5 separate regions of the Homo sapiens genome follow, and regions 1, 3, 4 and 5 are each linked to region 2. Evidence: chromatin loops called from intact Hi-C (ENCODE). Cell type or tissue: dorsolateral prefrontal cortex. All regions are shown on one strand.

Region 1 (5,000 bases), 85 kb after region 2:
GAAATTATCTTCCTAAAAGATACAAAACAGCATATAAAAACAGCACCTTGGCCAGGTGCAGTGGCTCATGTCTGTAATACCAGCAGTTTAGGAGGCCAAGGCAGGTGTATCACCTGAGGTCAGGAGTTCGAGACCAGCCTGGCCAACAAAGTGAAACGCCGTCTCTACTAAAAATACAAAAATTAGCCGGGCATGGTGGCACGTGCCTGTAGTCCCAGCTATTTGGGAGGCTGAGGCAGGACAATCGCTTGAACCTGGGAGGCAGAGGTTACAGTGAGCCAAGATCGCACCACTGCACTCCAGCCAGGGCAACAGAGAGAGATTCCATCTCAAAAAAACGCAGCACCTTCTGTCTTTAATGAGCTGGGTCATGGTAACTCGGAGATCTGCAGCAAATGTGTCTAAAACATTTCAGGATCAAGAATCCCACCTGCCCTCTCAGGCCCACCCTTCTGCCTCTCAGCTCCCCACCACCACTGCTTCGATGTACTCAAAATACCTATGACATGACATTGATAAATGCAAAGTCAGTAGGGAACACAGCTGATTAAAGAGTGTCCCTCCAGGAAAAAAAACTGAATGTGTTCACTGGCCGAAGCTGCAGTACTCAGTTCAGGTCCCATGGGTGCCCAGATGATGGATCCCTGATTCCTACCCTCAAGGGACTGGGCAGTGGAGGAAAGACAGAGCTTGTCACTACCTCATGTAAGACCCTGAGAAGGGACCCTGGCTCTGTACCACATTAAAGTCACATCATAGCTTGAACTGGGGAGTGAAATGGTGTCTCCTGAACTGCTAACCTTTCTCATATCTCATTTAACCCAACTGCAGTTTGCCTGTCACTCTCTCCACTTTCTGTTTCGTTTCTTCTGCCATTCCTCTTACTCTGACTTGCTCTCACAGAAATGCCGCAGTTGGTTGGGAATCTTACCATTCCCTGCTGTCAATATGTAAAGTCCCCATTATTTGCTTATGAAAACTGAGTAAAGCTCTGTGGTTCCGCTTTCCCAACTGCTGAAACCATCTTCCCTAGTAAGTAACAGTCCGTTACTTGAAGGATACATTTAAGCCTTTCCTGTAAATCAAGTAGGTAATTTTATTTGCAACATTTTTGTTGCTGCAATAAGAATACTTTACTAATTGGGGCCAGCCCAATGGCTCATGCATGTAATCCCAGCTGGGATGCCAAGGCGAGTGGATCACTTGAGGTCAGGAGTTCGAGACCAGCCTAGCCAACATGGTGAAACCCTGTCTCTATTAAAAATCAAAAAAAAAAAAAAAAATGGCCAGGCACAGTGGCTTACGCCGGTAATCCCAGCACTTTGGGAGTCCGAGGCGAGCAGATCACCTGAGGTCAGGAGTTCAATAGCCTGGCCAACATGGTGAAACCCCATCTCTACTAAAAATATAAAAATTAGCCAGGCGTAGTGGCACACGCCTGTAATCCCAGCTACTCAGGAGGCTGAGGCAGGAGAATCACTTGAACTCGGGAGGTGGAGGTTGCGGTAAGCCGAGATCACACCACTGCACTCCAGCCTGGGCAACAGCGTGAGACTCCGTCTCAAATAAATAAATAAATAAAAGTTTTAAAAAACTAGCCAGGCATGGTGGTGCATGCCTGTAATCCCAGCTACTCAGGAGGCTGAAGCAGGAGAATTGCTCGAACCCGGGAGGCAGAGGTTGCAGTGAGCTGAGATGACACCACTGCATTCCAGCCTGGGTGACAGAGTGAGACTCCGCCTCAAAAAAAAAAAAGTATACTTTACTAATCAGAAAGGGCAACAATACCATTTCAATTTTTTTAAAGCAACAATTCTATAATATAAAGAAATTATGTAAAAGGATATCTGATATCTGCAGATACTAAAATTTGAGTAGTAGAATGCTTACAGTAATGACATGGGTACAGGTTCCTAGCAGACCTACAGCAAAGTTATATGTACAATATGATAGCCTTTTTTGTAAAATGTGCATATCTACATTAAAAGGATATGAAGAATCTCCCAAAATGCTAACAACAGTCATGTCCAGGTAGAGGAATTTGTTTTTGTTTTGTATTCTTCCATGCTTTATAAGTTTTCTGCAATTAACACATGTAATTTTTGAGATGTAAAGAAAGTGATTTTTAATTACTTTCATCAGATAAATAAATCAACAAATTTTCCTCAGAACAAAAGAGACTGATGTAAGTAGCTAATGCAAATATTATTGATCTGCTCTTGCCTGAAATTAACAGCACAGTAGAAGCTAAGCTCAGGGCTCTATTCCCCATGGAGAGAGACCCCTTACACAGTCAGGGCAAAGGACATGGCCAGATAACAGTGTTTAGACATGTCTTTGATGTTTTCAGCCTTCATCCTGAACGGCTGACCAGCGGAAACAAAAGATCATTCTCGTAGCACTGGCTGCAGCCGGCCTGTGTGTGCCCACCCCTTGCTGTTGCTGTTTCCCAGGCTGACCCCTGCACCCACACACAAAGACCTCATTTGCAGCATGGTTAGCAGTGTCAAACATTCTCTCCAGATTCAGCCATTGAAAAGACATTTCCTTTTTTCCAAACCAGCTTTGTGTCTTCATGACCCAACTGGAGTAAGAATGGAGTTTTGGAATGAAATAAACAAAAAAGACAATCTGCCTTCCACAATTAATAATAATTCTGTGTTTATGGGGATTGCAGATACATGTTGCTTATCTGTGCTTTTTATGTTCCACCCCCCCACCACCAGGAACATGTTTGTGTAATTAAGCATTTTAAAATCATAACCATTTTTTAAAATGAAAACCCACACTTCCAAAATAGCACTTGAGTTCCACATGTTCTCTGCATAGGTTTTTAAGCAGCCAGCAGCTGCACGCCACATTTGGGGCTGGGAGAGATGTCACAGGGGCTGACAACTGAAATCAGTCAGCAGTTTCGGTGAGTCTGCAGCTGACAGAGGAGACAAAACGGGCACCCAGCCCAGTCATGCCCGTGCCTACCACAAGGTCAGCTCCACCCGTGGGTCAGTGTGCCCCAGATCAGCCCAGGACGCCAAGTGTCACCACCCTCTCCCCAGGCAGGCAGGCTGCCCAGCTGCCCAGCAGCAAAACTGCATAGGAACTCAGACTCCCATCACCTGGCCAGCTTGGCTGTCCCCTGACCCACGTCCCCACCTCACTGCCCCCCAGTTCTGACTCACGGTGTCCCGAAGCTGAACACTCTTTGTGGTCCTCTTGAAGCCTAGAATTAGCTATGTGAACATCGGTGAATATCATAATTTATTATGCAAACTTTAGGTACTGTTGTGTCCCTATATATTTGACTTGGTAATAAAAAGCAGGAATTCTTAAAATCTTAAAATAAATAAATGCAAAGGCAATCCATTGTAGGAGAGACAGCTTTTTCAATAAATGGTGCTGGAACAACTGGGTATCTACAGGCAAAGAAATGAACCTTGACCTAAACCTTTTACAAAACCTAAACCTTTTACAAAAATTAACTCATAAAGGATCATAGACCTACACATAAAACATAAAACTATAACACTTCTGGAAAAAACAAATTTTTTATGATCTAGGCCTAAGGAGTTTTAAAATTTGACATCAAAAGTACAATCCATAAAATAAAAAGTGGATACATTGGACTTCATAAAAATTAAAATGTTTTGCTCTGCCAGGAGGTCGAGGCTGCAGTGAGCCGTGTTCATGACACTGCATTCCAGCCTGGGTGACACAGTGAGACTCTGTCTTTAAAAAAAAAAAAAAAAAAAAAAAAAAAAAAAAAAAAAAAAAGTTTTGCTCTGCAAAAGACCCTGTTAAGAGGATGAAAAGACAAACTAAAGAATGGAAGAAAATGTTTGCAAACCACATATACAACAAAGGACTAGTACTTAGAATATATATATTTTAAAACTTTCAACACTCAATAGTATAACAAAGCAAAAGAAGTGAATTAGAAAATGGGCGAAAGACATGAAGAGATGTTTTACTGAAGAGGATATACAGATGGCAAATAAGTCACGAAAAGATGTTCAGTGTCATTACTCAATAGGAAAATACAAATTAAAACCACAATATGACATCACTATGCATCTATCATAACAGCTAAAATAAAAAACAGTGACACCATCAAATGCTGGCAAGGACAAAGAGAAGCTGGATCCTCACACATTGCTGGTGGGAGTGTGAAATGGTACAGTCACTTTGGAAAACTCTTTTATAGTTTCTTACAAAATTAAAAATACAACTAAAATAAGACCCAGCAATTGCACTCTTGGATATTTATCCCATAGAAATTACAACATATGTTTACACAAAAACCTGTACACAAGTGTTCATATCAGCTTTATTCATAAGAGCCAAAAACTGGAAACAACTCAGATATCCTTCAACAAGTTCATGGTTCAACAGACTGTGGTCCATCAATATCATGAAAGACAATTCAGCAATAAAAAGGAATGAACCACTGATACTTAAAACAACCTCGATGAAGTTCCAGAGAATTACAATGAGTAGGAAAAAAGAAAAGTCAACCTCAAAAGGTCACATACTATATAATTCCATCTATATGATATTTTTGAATTGACAAAATTATAGAGATAGAGAACAGATCACCAATTGCCAGGGGTGGGAAAGAGAATTAACCACAGCTATAAAAGGGCAGTACAGGCCAGGCGTGGTGGCTCACATCTGTAATCCCAGTGCTTTGGGAGGCGAAGGCAGGAGGATCACTTGAGGCCAGGAGTTCAAGACCAGCCTGGGCAACAAAGTGAGACCCCATCTCTACCAAAATAATGTTTTTAATTAGCCAGGCATGACAGTTCGAGGCTGCAGTGAGCTATAATCACGCTACTGAATTTCAGCCTGGGCAACACAATGAGACCCCAACTCAAAAAAATAAAAAATAAATAAAAGAGCAACATGAGGGGTTTTTATCAGGGTGGAACTATTCTGTATCTTGACTGTATCAATGTTGCCATAGTGTATGATAGTTTTGCAAAATGTTATCATTGGGAGAAACT
Region 2 (5,000 bases):
CCTCAGGAGGGCTTGGACATATGGCTGTGGGGAGCAGGAGTCCGGGAGACGAGGGCTTTACAGCGAGGGGTGCAGTGTAAACAGAGAGGCAGCGGAGGGAGCAGAGCACGCCTGAGAACCGAGAGGACAGTCTCTATTCTGAGATTGCTCGTGTGAGACGTAGACTTGCTGGGCTTTCTTTTCCGAGGTTCCTGGCTCAAAGCAGAAGCAGGTGACGCCCTGCCTGCACCTCCAAGCCCTGCACCCTGTCCTAGCTCTGTTTCCTGAGCACCGTGGTCTTCGGGCCTACCACAGACACGCCATGGCCACGTAAAAAAACACACACAACATGACTGAAAGAATGTTGGTCTTCATTTGAGGTAGACAGTGGGGCCCAGTGGAACTGCCTCGGTCATTGGTCCTGCGTCATGCTAAGGTCGAAACTCAGAGTTGCACTCTACTTCCTGAATACCCCGTCCAGTTTTTGTGTTTTAGGAAAAAGACATGCTCTTTCTTATTTCTTAATTAACAGTAGGGTGCTTCTCTCACTTTCCTACAATCCTCTCTACTCTATCTACAAGCATGATACCAAATGCAATAATAACGTATTTAAGAGGGGCCTGCGTGCACGGTGTGTGTGTGCCGTGCCCACGCGTGTATGTATGTGTGTGTTGCCATGTGCCAGCCATTCTGGTGCCTACATATCACCAGCCAAGCCCTGCTGAATCCCCCCAGGGTTTCCCATTGCAACATCCCCAGCTTCATCAAAGAGATTTCTTCAGCTGAGCCAAAAGTCTACCCCCACGTAGCGTACGTTAGCCCACTGCACAAAACAGATCAAATCTAATTTTGTTTGATGCTTCTACAGTGGTGACCACGGCTATCTTTGCCCAACCAAAGTAGATTTCATAGTCAAAAAATACTAGTGGCGTGGGTGATAACAGGAGACAACCCACCAGAGCGGAGCTCCTGCAGCCAGGGAGTGATTTGTTTTTTCCTAATCTTCGGCACTCAGCACCGGGTCTGGGACCACGGCAGAAGCTCAATGAAGCTGAGCAAACGAAGGAAAGAATGAGTGAACAGGCAAATAGACTTCATGGCAGGGAATCATTTCACCTGGACCCACTGTGGAAAGTTGTGACAAGCTCCATCATTCTTGGCATCTGATCAGGGGCTGAGCTAGTGACTGGCTCTGCCTTGTTCTTTCCTTGCCCTGGAAAGCATTTTAGGTTTGTCTCAGGAGGATACCCTTGGAGTCAGACCGGGATGAGGTCTCGCTTTTGCCTGTTTCTCATGCCTTCCTTTAGGTTCTCCCATCCCCACGACTCGGTGCACTGCTGTACTTGCCTTTAAATATCACTGGCTTGGCCTTGCATATTTTCAGCAAGTTGTCAGGAACAGACACTGGTTCTCCAGAGGCCACCACTGGAAAGGTGACTGAAGCTGGTCCCACCAAGCCAACCTGCGGCACGCAGGACATGCCTGCGCTCTCTAGGAACACCCAAGAATATTAGTGAAAACATCAGACAAGGCATCCACCTCTCACATACCTGACATCAGGCCAGCCAGCAAATCTGCTACCCTCTGACCAACGTCCCTGATTACAGGAGCACCAAACTCTTAGAGTCACAGATTCCTAAGGTCAACGGCACCTTTAAGTTCATTCCGCCCATCCTTCCCCCAGTAGTTCAGTCTCCTCTTCGATATCCCTGCCAAGTCATAAATAGCCCCTTTTAAAATTTCTCAAGGATCAGAGAACTCACTATCATACACGGATCCTAGACCTTGCAAAGCAATTTTAACATGTGAGAAAGAGGTCTTTTGTCACACCAAACTCTGCCTCCTTAGAACTCCCTCATCAGTACACACGCACATTCACACTCGTGCGCACGCACACACGCACACATACACACAACTGGCAGCAGCACTACCACCAGTACCCAAGTCTGGAATTCTGGGCAAGGCTGCCATCACTTACCATACTTAGCTCTGTTCCCACCACCTTGGGGGCAGCCACCATCTGGAGCTGATGGAGATTCTGGAGACCACCCTTTGTGGCGTTTTTTGGGGGGCCCGGAGTTTGACAAGATACCTAGACAATATTCAGAGTGTGGATTAGGCTATCACCAGGACAGGGCTCCAATAAAATTTACCCTTGGTTTGGAGAACAATGATCTGTTTTGTTTTGTTTTTTTTTTTCTAATCACAGATTCACGTGGGTTTTAAGGACCTAGTGAAATATCTATGCATAAGGAAATGTCAATTTTTGTAAATGTTTCATTCCGACCTGGACCGGTTCACCCCTCCTTAGGCAACCTGGTGGTCCTCCACTCCCGGGAGGTCACCATATTGATGCCAAACTTAGTGCGGACACCCGATCGGCATAGCGCACTACAGCCCAGAACTCCTGGACTCAAGCGATCCTCCAGCCTCAGCCTCCCAAGTAGCTGGGACTACAGGCACGCGCCACCGCGCCCGGCTGTAAATGTTTCATTCCAAAGTTGTGTGTGTGTCTAAACGATCTCTCTCTGAGCCCGAGCTCCTTCATCTTTAAAATAGGACACTAAATCCTACTCTGAAAGGTGGTTTGATCAGGACTAAAGAGAATGTATGTAGAGTGCTTTGTGCAACGAATTGTGGGGAGCTTGGACCCAATAAGGTAGCCAGAATTACCCACATCATCATCATCTTCACTACCATCATTATTGTTATCGACATATTCCAATACACTTCTGAAGGGCTGGAAGAGAGAAATATGTTTGTGCAGACAGGCGGCAGCAGTATTTGATCCACCACCACAGCTCCACCGCTTGGGGGCAGTACTGATCCACCTGTGCTCCCCTCCCTGCCCCAGCCTGGAAAGCTAATTTCAGACTCAAAAAAATCAAGTACAGAGCAGCGCATCCACTCCAATGAGTCATCCCCGCCCACTCTAGACAACAGCATGCTCATGACTCAAACTATCTTCGTGAATGGTTCAAAATATCAAGAATTGGTTTCCATAGTTTCTTGACTAACCAGACACAAAATTTCCCCTACATGCAGAGATTCATGTCTCAACTTCAACTGTACATTAAACTCAACCGGGAAACTTTTAAAACTCTGTCTGGATGCAATCTCATCCCAAGTAAACCAGAAGCCCAGCATGGGAGCAGGACCCAGGCATCCCAATATCTCAACGCTTCTTCTTGATTCTAACGCACAGCCCGGGTGGAGAAATACCAATCAGAGCAACGGTTCTCCAGGTGTGACCCGAGGCACTGCACAGAACCCCCATGGGCCTATTAAACCTGTGTGTCCCTGGGCCCTGCCTTGACCTCCAGAATCACATCTCTGGAAACGACAGTAAAAAAACACCATCCTTTGTAAGCCAGCCTGGTGATTTTTTTTTTCGAGACAGAGTCTCGCTCTTGTTGCCCAGGCTGGAGTGCAGTGGCGCGGCCTCAGCTCACTGCAACCTCTGCCTCCTGAGTTCAAGCGATTCTCCTGCCTCAGTCTCCCGAGTAGCTGGGATTACAAGCGCGCACCACCACACCCGGCCAATTTTTGTATTTTTAGTAGAGACAGGGTTTCACCGTGTTGGTCAGGCTGGTCTCAAACTCCTGACCTCAGGTGATCCGCCTGCTCAGCCTCCCAAAGTGCCGAGATTATAGGTGTGAGCCAATGCACCCGACCAGCCTGGTAATTTTTAAGCACGCTGCAGGGTGAGAATCATTGCTTTAGAGTCTCTCAAGAGTAAACAAAAAAAAAATTATCACTTCATTTGACTGACTGAAAGTAAACAAAAAGTTAAAAGCATAAAGTACTTTGTTTACAAAGAGCTTTCAAAGCCGTGGGCTCCTTTGGCCCTCCCAACAACCACTGACGCAGCTGCTGCTTTCCTCCTTCCTGTTTGCAGGGATGAGGCCTTAGACTCTGCAAACATCTGTCCCCAATTGCGATGGGAGACCCCCCACAGAGGCTAAGCAGCCAGCTCCTCTAAAAGCTCTACTGAACGACCAAAGGGGACAGGGCTTGGAATTGGATCTCAGTAAGGATTGAAGAGACGCAGATGTTTTCTCACTTTGGGAAGATAACCCTATAAATAGTTCTAAATAGACCCTAAGCCCGTGAGCTCTTCCCAAATGATGTCACCAGGAACTGCTCCCATGGTACCAATGTGGATCAACTATTTCTCAAAATGTCTCTTGGGGAGGTACTATTTGGCATTTTTTGGAGATGACTCATTATGTAGCCTGTTTGGTGCGGGACATTGTGCATCCTGCCCGCTCTGTCCCAGCACCAAATGCCAGTAAGACCCTGGGCCTGGGACAACAAATCCATCCTTTACCAGAACATTTCCTACCCCCGCCCCCAGGGGGCAGCACTTCTCCATTGCGAACCAGTGAGTGACAGGACTCTAGGCTTCAGTAAACTCCATGTGGTATTAGACGCAGTTTCTTAAAAATTGATTTTGAGCTCTCTCCCCAGAGCAGAGGAGAAGGCCCAGGAACTCCGACACTTCAGCTGTGCTCAACGCAACTCAACCCAGCCAGCGTCATGCCCTCTGGCGGAGCTCCCCAGCAGCTGGTACCAGCGGCTCCAAGATGCACATGACCAAGGCGCTGCCCTCGGGAACTGCACAGCGCCGAGGCCCCGATGGCCACATGTGGCTGCGGGACTGAGCCTGGGACGGCTGGGAGCCCCGTGAGCTCACAGGGGGCCCTCCTGCACAGAGCAGGTGCCCCCTGAACTAACCTCAGAAAGGCGATTTAATAGGCGGGTGGAGAGAGCAGCCCAGAGCCGGGACGCAGGCACAGAGCATGGAGACAGGAGGATGGGGCCATGGGGGTGGGGGAGCTCAACTGCCCAGGGTAGCCAAAATAGCAGGGAATGAGGTTCGGCAGGTGGGCTGGAGCCAGATTCTGGAACGGCTCGTGTTCCCCTAGGCAATTTGGAGGAGCTCCATCTCCCACACCCCTCCACGGAGCATGGCAAGGAAAATACAGTCAGTCCCACACAGAAGGCTTCCCAAGGCCACC
Region 3 (5,000 bases), 350 kb after region 2:
TCCGCCTCCGGGGTTCAAGCAGTTCTCCTGCCTCAGCCTCCCAAGTTGCTGGGATTACAGGTGCCTGCCACTACGCCTGGCTAATTTTTTATAGTTTTAGTAGAGACGGGGTTTCACCATGTTGGCCAGGCTGGTCTCGAACTCCTGACCTCAGGTGATCCACTTGCCTCGGCCTCCCAAAGTGGTGACATTACAGGTGTGAGCCACCACGCCTGGTTGATTTTACATTTTTAAAGCTGTCTTCGGTTTGTCCTATTAAACATTTCCTTGAGTATTATTTTTGTTTCTCAAATTGCTGTTTTCTCTATTTCATGATGTTGGTTTTTCTCAAATATTGATTCTTAGTTTTATCTTTTCCCTGTTTGTCTGTGGAAGACTTGTGTTTGCATTGCTTGTTTCTGGGAGGGGTGTGACATACTGTTTGGTAGAATGTACAGATAGGTTTTCTTCAGACATTGTGGTTTCTCTGTCTGTTTGGGGGGTCAGTAGCAACCTGGACTGGTATCTTCTTTCTCTGGTCCCAATGCTACTGCTATAGTCTCAGTAAACTGAATGTCTCTTGTTTATCATGAACAAGGTGATGGGGAAGGGGAGAGAAGAGTTACGCGTCTTCCAAATATGGCTACCAGTGACTCATTCTTTCCATTGATATGGGGCTTATTCCCTCTTCTTGTGTCCGTTGAATCTAGTATCTCTAGATTTTTTTAAATTGCTCCTACCTCCTCTGCTCTTTTCTGTGTGAGTTAGGTGCAGTAGTTTGTTCAGAAAGCTGTTTTTTTTAAATTATAGTGAATTCTTCTGTCATTCTTTCACCTTTAATGTTCCTTATTCCTGTTTGTTTCTTTCTTAAATGTTTCTATTTAAATAGTTTCTTTTGTATTGTGTTCTCCATGAGGGGAAATATTCATTTATGCTTGAATAAGGTACCCATATAAAAATTTTGTCTGATACTGTTTATCCATTACATACGCCTGAGTCTAAAATAAAAGATCTCATAAATTTTAGTTTTGGTTATAAAATAGTTTGCCTTTTTCAATAGTAATAATAGTTTTTTAAATTTTTGTTCTGATTATGATTTTTGGTTTGGGTTTTTAAAAATTTTTCCTTTTCCTTTTGTTTTCCAGCTTTTTTATGCCTTTCAAGATGATAGGTATCTGTACATGGTAATGGAGTACATGCCTGGTGGAGACCTTGTAAACCTTATGAGTAATTATGATGTGCCTGAAAAATGGGCCAAATTTTACACTGCTGAAGTTGTTCTTGCTCTGGATGCAATACACTCCATGGGTTTAATACACAGAGATGTGAAGCCTGACAACATGCTCTTGGATAAACATGGACATCTAAAATTAGCAGATTTTGGCACGTGTATGAAGATGGATGAAGTAAGTAAGCAAATTATTTAAAACGATAGTGTTTTGAGGGACAGAAATAAATGAAATACTTTAAGTCAGGTCTTCATAGTTTTGAACAAAGGTAAATTTAGTTTTCATAACTGTATAGCACCCAAACAAGATATAACCAACTTAAAACATTTCCTTAACCAACTTAAAACATTTCTTTTGTAATCATTTATGTAGCTGTAGAGTACTTATCAAGAGAAATAAAAACTTAGCTTAGTTATCTTCCTCATAGACTGTTGACAAGCATTTGCTACCAATCAAAACCGGTTCATATGTATAATTTAGGTGAAGAAGGACACAAAATCTAAATTAAGGTAAATAGGTATTTTCACCACCATTGTTACTTCTGCATTTTTTTCTTTAAGAGGAGGTAAAAGTAAGTAAAGAAATTTATGTTACAACCTCCTCGTCACTCCCTCTGCATCAACCACACAGAATAAATTTGGGAACATCATCTGTTCCGATGCTTTACCTGTTGATCAATTCATATTATGATTGATAGGTTCAGTGGCATTAACCTCGTAGCTAATTATGATACTGATTTATTTTGGTTGTAAAATTTATATATCTTGCCCTTTTCTCTGTAAGTGTGCAGTAAGTAATTCTTGATGGAGAGGGATCGGTTCTGTTTCCTTTGTATTACCCTGTTGGTCCTAGGAGTCGACTTATAAATGTTAATATATATTGACAGCAAACTGTATTTCATCTTTTGTATGTTTTTTATAACTTTCCAGTATGCTTATAAAGCCAATCTTATTTCTTGGTAGTTACCTAGTCAAATGTTTATTTTGAGTTAAGGTAATTTTCTCTCTACCTCTTAACTTGTTCATGCCACCTGTATGACATTCACTTTTATTGATCATTCTACCTTCATCAGCATTCCAACTTCTAAGCTCATCTCAGATTTTACCTCGGCTTTAAGGTTCCTTCTGATAATCCTGACCTGACTGATCATTCTTTAATGTCATAATGTCCATAATTTCCTCACATAGTCAGAATTTGTGCTATACTTTATGGGCCATTTTTGTCTATCTTAATCTATCCAGCTAGAACTTAATATCCCTATATATTTTTGGTCTTTTTGATAGAGTCTGTTATATTCTGCAACCCTTAATCAATGTTTAATAGGTGGAGTTTTTTATTGTACCCAAAGCTCCCTCTTGTGGTATTTGGTATAATATAGTGTGAAATGATTAACAGTGCAAATTATCTTTAATGAAAATGAAGTATGAAATAATTTCCTAATAGAATGCTAAACTTATGTCTGCTATACATAAGAGAAGATGTTTTTGTGTTGTACTTCCATGAATGTATTGCGATTTTCATTAAACCAAAAACTTTTGGCACTAGGGTACAGACAAATAAATCATACCACATATTTTTAGGGAAGATAAGGGTGGTTAAGGAGAGCAAGGTGTAGAGAAGAAGAATATGGGGAACGGGATAGAATATGGTACCTACAGAATAATTGTATAAGCATGTAAGCAAATACTTAAATTGTCTCTTTATAAGGCAAAGTAAAACATGGCCTAATTTTGTTTACTATTTTTACTTTTATTTATTTTTATTTATTATTTTTAATAAATTTAAAAAATATGGACTGCTTCAAGAATTTGCATGTTATGCTTGTGCAGCGGCCATGCTAATCTTGTCTGTATCATTCTAATTTTAGTATATGTGCTGCCTAAGTGAGCACGGTTTACTGTTTTTAAACTCAGATACAGACAGTTGAGTTAATTATACTCCTTGGTTCATAGTTTATTGTCATGAGTAGTCAACACGAAGGCCTCATCTTGCTTTTATTTTATATTTTCCTCCATTCAGTTTCTGTCTCATTCTGTCTTTCCTCTCCCTAATAGATAGCTAGTATATGTTCACCATACGTTTTTGCAGATTATTAGTATAGTGTACTATATGTTCTTAGCTGGTATAAACAGTATCTTGATATAGATGTCATTTTGTTTGCTGTTGTTACTCAGCATTGTTTTTATATCTCTCCCTGATGTCAGTTAGTTCATTGCTTCTTTCTGCTGCTTAGTATTCCATAGTATCTATCAATCAATTTACCTTATTATTCCTTGGATGTTCGATTTCTAGGTCACCTCCAAATCCCTGCTAACAACAATACTATCTTGAACATCTTTATATATGTCCCATGTATATGCTTACAGGGGGTTCTCTAAATATAAACATAGAAGTGAAACTACTACATCAGAGGGTACATAAAGAAAGAATTGCCCGATCTCCAGAATGGCTGTGAATGTTTCTAACTACTTACTACTAGTACATGAGAGATCTTGTCTCCCCATATCCTTGCTAACACTTACTATTCAGTTCTCTAAGGGTTACCAGTTCCGTTGATATACAGTAGTATCTTTAAACAATTATGTTCATCTTATTGGACTAAGGTTGCCAAGAAAAAAATAAATAAGATTTGTAAAAATTACATTAATCTTTTTTTGTTGTTATTGTAGACACGGTCTCCTCTATTGCCCAGGCTGGAGTGTAGTGGTGTAATCATAGCTCACTGTAGCCCGAAACCCCTGGGCTCAAGGGATCCTCCCTCCTTAGCCTCCTGAGTAGCTGGGACAACAGGCGTACACCACCATGCCTGGTTCATTTTTTAATATTTCATAGAGACAGTATCTCTCTATGTTGCCTAGGCTGATCTCAAACTCCTGGGCTCAAGTGATCCTCCTGCCTCAGCCTCCTAAAATGCTGGGATTACAGGTGTGAGGCACTGTGCCTGACCAGTTATGTTAATCTTGTAACTAATGATGACAAACCTCTCTTCATATATTTGTCAGTCATTTCTGTTTTGTGAATTACCTGTTTATATCTTTTAACTCTTTTAAATTGGTTTCTTGTTCATGTACAGGGATTGCTTATATAATCTAGATAGTGATTCCATAGATATTGCTGATATCATCTTCCATTGTGTTACCCATCTATGCCTTCCTTTGTTTGAATAGAACTCCTTCATTCTGATGTAGTCAAAGGTGTTCTTTAACAAATACTGAACTTTTAAAATGTTGTTTTACCCCAGATCTCCATTCCTCAAGCAATACTAAGGATAATTATACAATGTTTAAGAACAAAAGAGTTTTTTATTAAAAACTATAGTACATTGGATTTATAATTTTCTATTAGTTTTTAACATGAATAGTCTTATTGCAAGTTTAAGGCTCAACACTTCATGTGCCTTTGTTTGATTATTGTTACTATACCAAAGCCATTAGAAATGTCCATAGTTTTGGCCAGCTGTGGTGGCTCACACCTGTAATCCCAGCACTTTGGGAGGCCAGGGTGGGCAGACTGCTTGAAGCCAGGAGTTCGAGACCAGCCTGGGAAACAAGGTGAACCCCCGTTTCTACTAAAAACAGAAAAATTAGCCAGGCGTGATGGTGCATGCCTGTAATCCCAGCTCCTTGGGTGGCTGAGGCATGAGAATTGCTTGAACCCAGGGGGTGGAAGTTGCAGTGAGCCGAGATCGTGCCAGGCCACAGCCCTCCAGCCTGGGCGACAGAGCAAGACCCTGTCTGAAAAAAAAAAAGAAATGTCCATAGTTTTATTCTCATCCACTTACAGAAGGGACTG
Region 4 (5,000 bases), 750 kb after region 2:
GATCTGGCACACCTAAAGCTGTGTATCCGAGTGTGCCGGGCCGGCTCCCTGGGCCCCACCTGCCTTCAGGCCTCCAGCTCTTGCCTGCAGCGACCCCTGGTGGGTGCGCCGGCCTCGTCACCTCCAGGCTGGGGACTGGGCTTCCCCGGAGGCCGCACCTGGAAGGAATACGCCCCGGATAAGGCCCGCGATGGAAACGGAACCCGGCTGGCTCACTGCCAGCGGCCTGGTCAAGAAGGCGGGCTCCGGAGCCCGACTGCCGGGGGTACTTGCCCACCTCACCCGCCTGCCAGCCCTGTGTCCCTGGAGTCCCCAGCCTTTCCACCATCTCAGGCCTGGGATGGAAACAGCACTTCCTGCAGATGGCTTGGGAGGCCTGGAAGGACGGTTCAGGTAAAGTGCACCGCCCGGGGCCGAGCAGCGGCCACAGTACACACACAGGCGCTGGTGCTGCTCCTTGCTGTAGGCCCGCCCCACCTGTTCATGTTCATCAACCCACGCTATGAAATTAGTTCACTCTACGCCAGGCACAGTGGCTCATGCCTGTAATCCCAGCACTTTGGGAGGCTGAGGCAGGTGGATCGCTTGAGATCAGGAGTTCGAGACCAGCCTGGCCAACATGGTGAAACCCTGTCTCTACTAAAAATACAAAAAATTAGCCGGACATGGTGGTGCGTGCCTGTAATCCCAGCTACTAAGGAGGCTGAGGCAAGAGAATCTCTTGAACTTGGGAGGCGGAGGTTGCGGTGAGCTAAGATCACACCACTGCACTCCATCCTGGGCAACAGAGCAGACTCTGTCAAAAGAAAGAACGGAAGGAAGGAAGGAAGGAAGGAAGGAAGGAAGGAAGGAAGGAGGGAAGGAAGGGAGGGAGGGAGGGAGGGAGGGAGAGAAATTAGTTCACTCCACAAACACATCAAGTGTCCCTTGTGTGTCTGAGGCAGGGAAGGGAGGAGACCTGCCTCTTAGTGTTCATAACAAAGAAGGACCTGGACCCTCCCAGGCCACAGGAGCCTCGGCCTGCATCCAGGCCACAAGGGTTTACTAAGCACCCTGTCAGTCCTGCCAGGCGCTCAGGGACCAATGAGATCCCACCTCTGGGAGTCACTGCAGCCCAGAGGGGTGAGGGGCAGTGCCACAGAGAGGCCAGGCCTCCGTGGAAGGAGGGAGGGAGGGTGGCCAGCCCCAGGGAGGGAGGGAAGCCTCACAGGAGAAGGGCACACGTGTCCAGAATGTTCCCTCTCCACAGAGAGGGTCTTTCTCTCCAAAGCACACTGCTGCAGGCAGCATCCGTGGCCCACATAGAAAGAGGCTCGCCTTTGATCCAGCCTGAGAGGTTCCCTTTTTTGTCTCTGCTCAGAAGCGCAGCCTGAAAGGAGAGTGAGGCACTGCCTCCTTTTGAAATCATGCAATTGCTGCTGAGACCCCAAAGAAAGATACAAATTCACTGGGATCTTTCCCCAGATCTGCGTTGCTCTCACTGTAGAAGCTGTTGGGACTTTGCAACAGTATTTAGAAAACACCTAATGCCCAGTTTAAATCTTCTTCAGAAGTCTGGGGATGGGGGAAGGGAGAGGAAATTATTTTAGAATTCCGCTTCCGTGTGGCAACATCCAAAGATAAGAGAAACACAGAGAGCACTGGTGGGACCTGGGAGGAGGCAAAGATTTCTCTAAACAAGCGTCTGGGGCTTCCAATAACCAGACACTGGCTGCCACTTCAGGGTCTTGGCACCTCGAGCTCCAAGCTCCACTTCCAGACACTTGATGGCTTCCAGCCCTGGGGATGTCATTTAACCTTTCCAGGCTCGATGTCCACATCCACTTAACTTCATACATCTCCCTGCAGAGCCCACTATACAGCAAGTACATGCCCTGGAATCCAGGCCCTGCCTCCGGGAGTTCCAATCTGTGTATGGGTATAAGAGGGATGTGTCTCTATTCATAGGGGCTTACAAGGCTGGTGCCAACCATACTGGCACTCTGGAAACTTCTGAGAAGGGGCTCAAACATGTTCTGAGGAGAGGGCCCAGCCGCCTCTACCTGGCAGAAGTCAGGGAATGAGCCCGCTGTGGGTTTTTGAGGTTCTGGGGGCCACTCCCCTTGGCTGTGAGGCTTATTACCCCACTGTGGTGATGGACTGAAAACCCCCAGAGGGGGTGGGGACACACCAAGCTCAGAGACACAGCAGCAAAGTGGGGGCCTGAGAAAGCTGCCTCCCAGGCCTGCTGATCGGGAAATTCCAAACGGGAAAGGATGATTAACAACTGCGGGAGCCGGAGGAGGGGAGAGGAGAGGGACCGGACAGGGAAAAAGACCCCAGATCCTGGGCCTGCCCGAGGGCAGGAGCCAGCCTGGCCAAAGTGAGACTAGAGGCCACACAGACATGGGCCCCTTCCGCGGAACTGGCCTGTCGAGGGAGCGGGGCTGTCCCTGACACAGAGCCTGGGCTCTACATGGACACCTGTCCAGGCAGGGGAGGGGATGCTTTCTGACTGCTCTGCCTCTGGGAAATGGGGACTCCTGGCCTTTCTCCATGCCCCAATATCATCTGTGAGCTCCCTCCCACCCATCACTTGGCCTTTTAAGGAGAGTGACCCCAGAGGGCTGGAGTTCTGGGAGCCTCCAGAGTCCCGGCTTCTGCGGGTCTCAGTGGCTGGGGGGGCGGGGGGTGGGACCAGCGCTGGCCTCGACCTTGCCTTTTCTGCGTCCGCCAAATGTCCCTGGGGGCCCAGGTGATCCTCACCGCCTCCTTACCCTGTTCCTGTGGCAAGCCACAGCCTGGCCTCCAAGCCAGCTGCCCCTCCCCTCAGGAGATGCCTCATCTGGGGTCGCCCTCTTCTGCCCTGGACCCGACCTCCTGGAAGGAAGACCGAGGCGGGAGATGCTGACTGCAGGATTCAGCCAGCCCAGGGCCTGAGCCTGGGCCCTTCGGTCCACCACAGCCCCGATTTTTTAGTGTAAATATTGTATCTAAGTACAGCACATACAGAGAAAAGCGCACGAGTCCTGAGCGCACAGCTCAAATCCCACACGCATCCCCGCAGCAGCCTGCGCAGAGCAAGGGCAGAGCGCCCCCTTGCGGTCACTTCCTGTCACTACTCAACCGAGGGTGCCCGCTGCAAGGTTAGGTCTCCTGGCCTCGTGCTTCAAACAGGAATTAATAGAATCCCACCAGGTGGTGTTTGTGAGGCGTAGATGGCGAGGATATCTGCAGCTGCAGTTTGCTCATTCTCACGGCTGCACTGCATTGCACTGTGTGAGCAGAACACAATTTATCCTTCCACTGCTGATGGGCATTTGGGCGGTTTGCAGTTTGGGATCTGGCCAGTTCTGCTGTTGTGAGCATTCTTAAGCCTGCCTTTCGGTGAATTCACACGCCCGTGGGGTGAGTATGTGCCTGGGGTTGGGATGCTGGGTGGGTGTGTTCCAGTTCAACATTGCTGGCAGGATTGTTGTCTATTTCACTCCCCGCCATATTCCACCACCTCGAATTGTGCCTGGAATATCATAGGTGCTCAGTAAATATCTGTTGAAATGAATTCTCTCCTCTTTTTTTTTTTTTTTTTTTTTGAGACAGGGTCTTGCTCTGTCACCCAGGCTGGAGTGCAGTGGCACCATCATAGCTCCAGGGGACCCTGGCTTGCCCGCCTCTGCCCTCAGCGCCCAGCAGAGAGCCTGGCACATGAGGAGAGAGAGGTTTGAGGGGAGAGGAAGGAGAGGACATTCACACCCCATGACTGGCTGCCCAAGGCAGGACAGCAGGGGTCCAGGAAGGTGGCTGGGAGGAGGAGGATGACTACGGCCGGGAGCTGGGTTCCGCTTGGAAACTGCATCCTGTCAGGCCCTAGAATCTGTCAGACACACAATCACGCGATGAAGGAGACGTTGGTATCAATTAACTCGTGTTCAGTGAAGGCCAATCCTGTCCAGTGAGCAGATTACTTGTGTCTGCCAGGCAGGGTGTGGAGGCGAGGGGCACATCGTAGCTGGATCTGAAAGCTGCTTATTGCACCCAAATCAGCAGCTGACGACACCTCCCATTCAGGCTACCCAGAGGTCTGACCGATGACCTGCCCCTGCCCCAGGATGTGGGGCTGCCGGGTGAAACGCAGTCTTAGCAGCTGCAAGGGAGGGCTCCAGCCACCATGCCAGAAGAGGCTTACAGGGAGAAGGAGCCGGAGAAGTAATGTGACCAGTGCCGCTGATTCTTAGTGAGCTGAGCAGTTTTGTCAGGTGGGGGCCACCCTCAGAAACAAGCCAGCCTGCGTTTCCCCGAGTCAAGAGAGTGCCGTAGACTACAATGTGCACGGGCCCGGGAGGAGGGCAGCGCCACAGCCCTGGCCACGGGGTCAAGGGGAAGGCTAAGTAGGTGGGGGCAAGTGGTCACAGCGCTCATCAACGCCCGCCCTATCACAGTAGACTCATCTGCGGCTCCAAGTGCCAAGGGTGAGGCCAACCCAAACCCACTGCAGTCAAGGAATCCCGGAAAGAGAGAAGGGGGGTCTCACCAGCGGCTGGAAGCAGAGCGGAGTCCGCTGCGCTCCCACAAGGGCCCTCCCCGCCAGCCCCTGTGGCTCAGGGACAGTGAGGGGCTGGGCCGGTGCAGGAGGGAGCTCATTTCTCCCTAGGAGGGAGACAGAGAGGCTAAGTGGGGAGGAACTGAATGTTCTGAAAAGCTGACGTGGCCAAGCGCCCAAGGAGACCACAGAAGTGCCCCGTGTGCCTCCTGAGCCACCAGCCGGCGGGGGTGGCACCAGGCAGACCTCAGCTCCAGCCCACTCTGCGCAGGTGGAGTCCCCGTGTGTCCAGGGGCACAGCCACGCCCGCGCAGGGGGTGACCCGAGGGCCTGGAGGGGCAGTTCAGTTCAGCTCTAAGTCTGAGGCCACATTCTCCCTATTTCCTTGAACTAATTTCTCACTTTAACTGAAGACTTAAGTATCTCCTACAAAATTGCTTTGCCCTCATGGGCTGGGTTTTGGATTTTATTTTTGAGAGAG
Region 5 (5,000 bases), 110 kb after region 2:
CCATACCTTAACTAATTAATACAATGACTTTGAGAGAAACCATTTAATCCTATTTTTGAATATCTATAATGAATTTTAGAAATGCATAAACTCCTACCAACTAAGAATTCATTAGTTGGTAGAACTAATTAATGTAATTCTTTTCTCAGCTAAGAAAACAAATGAGATTCGATGAAAAGTTGTTTATTATTTTCTTATTTAATGAATCACCTCCCCGCTCCTAGTTCATTGATTTAAATACAAGCACACAAGTACAAATGATTATGTTTTTCCTGGAACCTGACCCACTTGTTTTATGTCTTTATTGAACTTGAACCAAAACTTGGAAAAGTCATTTCAAGATAGTTTCTTAAATGAGCTGAATTAGCCCGGTTTAAAATGTTGACAAGAATGGGGCCGAGCTAAAAAACTTTGGTGGCCAACCTGTAACTTGCAAAGGAGCCGTCTCTCTCCAAGCCCATTCAATAAGCAGAGGCCTTCCCCAAAAACGGCGGGGTGGGCAAAGCAGTTAGAGGTGGCTCTCTTCTGACCTTTGTGTCTTTGCCAGCATTATCCTAAAGAATCTCTCTCTCTCTCACACACACACACACACACACACACATTGTTCTCTCCCTCACACATACACATTCTCACACACATTTCCCCCTTACGTGTCTTACGTAACGGTGCATGTGCTATGCATGTTGATTCCGTACACATATCTACTTCCTTAAATGCATGCAGTACTCGTGCTTCAAGCATACACATGGCTCTTTTTCACACATATCCATACTCTCACCCACAAACACGCTTTGTCGCACAAACAGTTCTCTGCTGGATACATATGGTCTGTTTGCACCTGTATTTCTGTTTTGTGCAGACCCAACACTTCTCATACCTTTTTCTTTCTACCATCCACACATTTTCACACCCCTCCACCTAGCTTGCTTAAATTGTCCCAAAATGTGGATGGGAAGGTGCATTCGTTTGCTAGGGCTGCTATAACAAAGTGCTCCAGACGGAGGGGCTTAAGCAATAGAAATCTATTGTCTCCCATTTGGAGGCTAGAAGCCCGGCATTGAGATGTGAGTAGGTTGGTTCCTTCTCATGGCTGTGAGGGAGGATCTGTCCCAGACTTCTCTTCTTGGCTTGTAAATGGCTTTCTCCCTGAGTCTCTCCACATTGCCTTCCTTCTATGCAAATTTTTTTTTTTTTTAGACTGAGTCTTCACTCTGTCAGCGAGGCTGGAGTACAGTGGCATGATCTCAGCTCACTGCAACCTCCGCCTCCCAGGTTCAAGTGATTCTCCTGCCTCAGCCTCCTGAGTAGCTGGAATTACAGGCATGCAGCACCATGCCCAGCTAATTTTTGTGTTTTCAGTAGAGACGGGCTTTCACCATGCTGGCCAGGCTGGTCTCAAACTCCTCACTTCAGGTGATCCATCCGCCTTAGCCTCCCAAAGTGCTGGGATTACAGGCATGAACCACCATGGCTGGCCCCTCTATGCAAATCTGTGTCCAAATTTCCTCTTGTTATAAAGACACACCAGTCATTTGGGACAGGACTTGCCCTAATTACTTCACTTTAGTTTGATTACCTCTGAAAAGATCCTCTCTCCAAATAAGGTCACATCCTGAGGTACCAGTTAGAACTGCAACATATGAATTTTGGAAGGGTCCTGGCACAAATAGGACACAATTTGACCCATAGCAGTAAGGTTCGGGTTTGGCTTGTTTCTGAGTGAGGTTTAGACCAGAAATACTAAACTCCATCTTGATCAGTAGTAAATCTGAAGCCTAGATGTGGCATTTCCTCATTAGAAACCTTGAACTCAAATCCAACTGCACCCCTCTCCCCACCAAGGGAGGGGGTAAGGGAGGGGATAAGATCCTCACCTGGATCTTATCAGGAATACTGGTCACCCAAAATTCAAGGGCTCCATTCAATGGACTCCCTAAGGTGAAAGTGCGCCACCTGGTGGAGAGCACTTTGACTTCACTACACATTTGCAAATGATTGACCAGCTGGTAGCAGCACTACCAAAAGCATCTTGGTTGACATTAAATATTAGATAAAACAGAGGAAGGAATCAGGGGGGCAAAATGAATTTGATGCAACCAATATAGTTCATGGGGTAGTGCCTGAGACGTGAACATTTAATAATCAAGAAGACATTATCTAACAAACTAGATAGTATTTGCATAGAATTCAAGAATAGAAGGTAGTAATTCACCTCTGATGGAACTTTCTTTAAAAATCTGGGTGCAGTGTGGGTGCACACTAGACCTGGGCTCCCAATAACCAAAGAAGATGAAATTATATAAACGTTTGAATGGGAAGAAACTCTGTTGTTCCAATAACATACATAGAAATACACCTTTCTGTCAGGTGTGTAGCAACATTTAAGGACCACCTTCTTGATCTCTAATGGCAGTTACAGAACAAATTACATAGGACAAGAAAACACAAAGGGTAGAAAACAATATCACAGTGGATGTCTGTACCCATCACACTTAACCTCGTCATCCGATTTCTCTTTTTCTCCAAAGAACACCTCTTGGGATTTCATTCTTTAAGGCACGTGATAGTGTGTAATATACACGAGGTACATTATATACATGTTTTGTTGTGTGTTTGTTGTTTTCTGAGACAGAGTCTCACTCTGTCACCCAGGCTGGAGTGCAGTGGTGGCATCATGGCTCACTGTGGCCTTGGTCCCCTGGGCTCAATTGATCCTGCCACCTCAGCCTCCCAAGTATCTAGCAGTACAGGCGTGCACCACCACATCCAGCTAATTTTTGTATTTTTTGTAGATATGGGGTTTTGCCTTGTTGCCCAGTCTGGTCTCAAACTCCTGGCTCAAGCGATTGGCCCGCTTCAGCCTCCCAAAGTAATCCCAAGTAGCTGGGATTACAGGCATGAGCCACCACACCCAGCCTATATACATATATAATATACTTGAATGATTGTAATGTGTCCCAAAATTCATATATACATTTCAGTACCACGTCAGACTTTAAGCTAAAATGATTGAAAACCTTTAATAGCACCAGCAAAGAAAACTACTGTTCTGGCAGTTAGCAGCCTTTGATATAGAGCTTCTTTCTATCCAAAAGAATGTGGATTCTTTTGTTGGAGAAATGTGTTAATACAAATGAACAATGCTGTTTCTTAAAAGCTGAGTGAAAATTTATTTGCTTTATCATAGTTCCATACCTTTATCTCTTGCTAGAAAGAGTTAAGGTAAATTGGTAGGATAATCTATGGAGGACAATTTGGCAATTGCCAATGATCAAAATCACCAATGCATGTATCTCTGACCTGGTAGTTCATTTCTAGCCATTTATCTTTTAGAAATACTCAACCTTAAATGAAGTAACATCTGCACAAGATTATTCTATATTCAGTGTTATTTATAGTAGCAAAATATCGGAAATAACCTAAGTGTCCAGTCTTGGGGTACAGCATGGTTAATTTATGGTGTATACACACAATTCAATACTGTGAAGACATAAAAAAGAGTAAGAAAGGGCCGAGTGTGGTGGCTTATGCCTGTAATCCCAGCACTTTGGGAGGCCAAGGAAGGCGGATCACCTGAGGTCAAGAGTTCGAGACCAGCCTGGCCAACATGGTGAAACCCTGCCTCTACTAAAAATACGAAACAGCAGAGTGTGGTGGTGGGTGCCTGTAATCCCATCTACTCAGGAGGCTGAGGCAGGAGAATCACTTGAACCCAGGAGGCGGAGGTTGCAGTGAGCCAAGATTACACCACTGCACTCCAGCCTGGGCAACAAAAATAAAACTCCTTCTCCAGAAAAAAAAAAAAAGAGTAAGAAAGGTATTTATTGCACTGACAGAGAGCAATCTGCAAGGTATTTTGTTAGGTTGAAAGAAGGAAAAAAATACATTACTAGTGCACTAAAAGGGGGAAGGATAACGTAGATGAACATTTTTGCATAAATATTCTGCAAGAATATCTGAGAAACCAACACAATGATAGTCTCCAAAGAGAGGACATTACTGCCGAGAGACAAGAGTGAAAGGGAGATTTTTCACTGTTACTCTTTTGTGTCTTTTGAATTTTGAGCCATGTAAATATACCTCTTCAAAAAAAAATTTAAAGTTTTTTTGTTTGTGTAATTTGCCTTGACCAAAATTTCTCCAAGGTCTAATGATATTTAAAATTTCTTGGTATCATGAGCCTGAAGCCAATATGATGTGATAATTCTCTGATATTTGACTACTTTCTTTCTATTTTAGGAGAAGGTACTGTAATTTTTTTAATTATGTAAATGATACATGACTACTTAGCAAAACAAAAGATTTTAAGCTTGTTGACTGTATTCCTCTTTCAACACAATTAATTCAAATGAATTTTTGTAATATATACCCCTACCACAGAAAATGCAAAAGAAAAATTGAAATGATTCATCTGAATTATTACCAATGAAACTTTGGTAATTTTTTTTTTTTGAGACACGATCTCACTCTGTTGCCCAGGCTGGAGTGCAGTGGTGCAATCACGGCTCACTGCAGCCTCAAACTCCTGGGCTCAAGTGATCCTCCCACCTTACAGCCTCCCAAATAGCTGGGGACTACAGGTGTGTGCCACCATGCCTGGTTAATTTTTATATTTTTTGTAGAGATGGGAGTCTTATTTTGTTGCCCAGGCTGGTCTTGAACTCCTGGGCTCAAGCAATCTGCCTGTCTCTGCCTCCCAAAGTGCTGGGATTACAGGTATGAGCCACCATACCCGGCCTGGTAAAATCTTTAACAAATTGGCCAGGTGCGGTGGCTCATGCCTGTAATCCCAGCACTTCAGGAGGCTGAGGCGGGCAGATCACAAGGTCAGGAGATCGAGACCATCCAGGCCAACATGGTGAAACCCTGTCTCTACTAATAATACAAAAAAATTAGCTGGGTGTGGTGGTACACGCCTGTAATCCCAGCTACTCAGGAGGCTGAGGCAGGAGAATCACTTGAATCCAGGAGGCGGAGATTGCAGTGAGATGAGATGGCGC

Evidence for each region. Peaks named below come from ENCODE experiments on the same cell type or tissue, not always from the same donor. Only the 100,000 strongest peaks of a DNase experiment are listed, where the experiment ranks them.
Region 1: a loop joins it to region 2, with 5 times the contacts of the local background. A loop is called at or near these places in 22 of 110 quality-filtered maps.
Region 3: it touches region 2 in a loop (4-fold over the local background); 23 of 110 quality-filtered maps call a loop at or near these places.
Region 4: a loop joins it to region 2, with 3.0 times the contacts of the local background. A loop is called at or near these places in 23 of 110 quality-filtered maps.
Region 5: a loop joins it to region 2, with 9 times the contacts of the local background. A loop is called at or near these places in 104 of 110 quality-filtered maps.

Annotation. Positions count from the first base shown.
Region 1 is chr2:11,496,743-11,501,742 of GRCh38, reverse strand. It overlaps a transcript of GREB1 not described here. Among named protein-coding and RNA genes, the nearest start is that of E2F6, 33 kb to the right of the region's middle. RefSeq lists enhancers at 766-935, 1,975-2,760, 2,761-3,546. In dorsolateral prefrontal cortex, no CTCF peak of the experiment used is centred here; DNase peaks (open chromatin) are centred at 2,412 and 2,962; H3K4me3 peaks cover 1,278 bases; H3K27ac peaks cover 3,970 bases.
Region 2 is chr2:11,582,232-11,587,231 of GRCh38, reverse strand. It overlaps GREB1 (growth regulating estrogen receptor binding 1), which reads right to left. Exons shown (of 33, transcript NM_014668.4): 8 at 1,958-2,071; 9 at 1,327-1,470. It also overlaps the pseudogene RN7SL674P. Among named protein-coding and RNA genes, the nearest start is that of MIR4429, 44 kb to the right of the region's middle. RefSeq lists a silencer at 2,727-2,816 and an enhancer at 4,195-4,489. In dorsolateral prefrontal cortex, CTCF peaks have their summits at 2,562, 2,781 (motif pointing right), 4,134 and 4,334 (motif pointing right); DNase peaks (open chromatin) are centred at 2,432, 2,821 and 4,331; H3K27ac peaks cover 2,675 bases.
Region 3 is chr2:11,232,087-11,237,086 of GRCh38, reverse strand. It overlaps ROCK2 (Rho associated coiled-coil containing protein kinase 2), which reads left to right. Exons shown (of 33, transcript NM_004850.5): 5 at 1,125-1,385. It also overlaps the pseudogene RNU6-1081P. Among named protein-coding and RNA genes, the nearest start is that of SLC66A3, 79 kb to the right of the region's middle. In dorsolateral prefrontal cortex, a CTCF peak has its summit at 2,569 (motif pointing left); no DNase peak of the experiment used is centred here.
Region 4 is chr2:10,830,589-10,835,588 of GRCh38, reverse strand. It overlaps a transcript of PDIA6 not described here. Among named protein-coding and RNA genes, the nearest start is that of PDIA6, 20 kb to the right of the region's middle. RefSeq lists enhancers at 1-324, 3,959-4,459. In dorsolateral prefrontal cortex, CTCF peaks have their summits at 99 (motif pointing left), 2,890 and 3,092 (motif pointing left); DNase peaks (open chromatin) are centred at 98, 1,278 and 3,068; H3K4me3 peaks cover 1,248 bases; H3K27ac peaks cover 2,440 bases.
Region 5 is chr2:11,475,064-11,480,063 of GRCh38, reverse strand. No RefSeq gene overlaps it. Among named protein-coding and RNA genes, the nearest start is that of E2F6, 11 kb to the right of the region's middle. In dorsolateral prefrontal cortex, CTCF peaks have their summits at 1,728 and 1,957 (motif pointing left); a DNase peak (open chromatin) is centred at 1,953.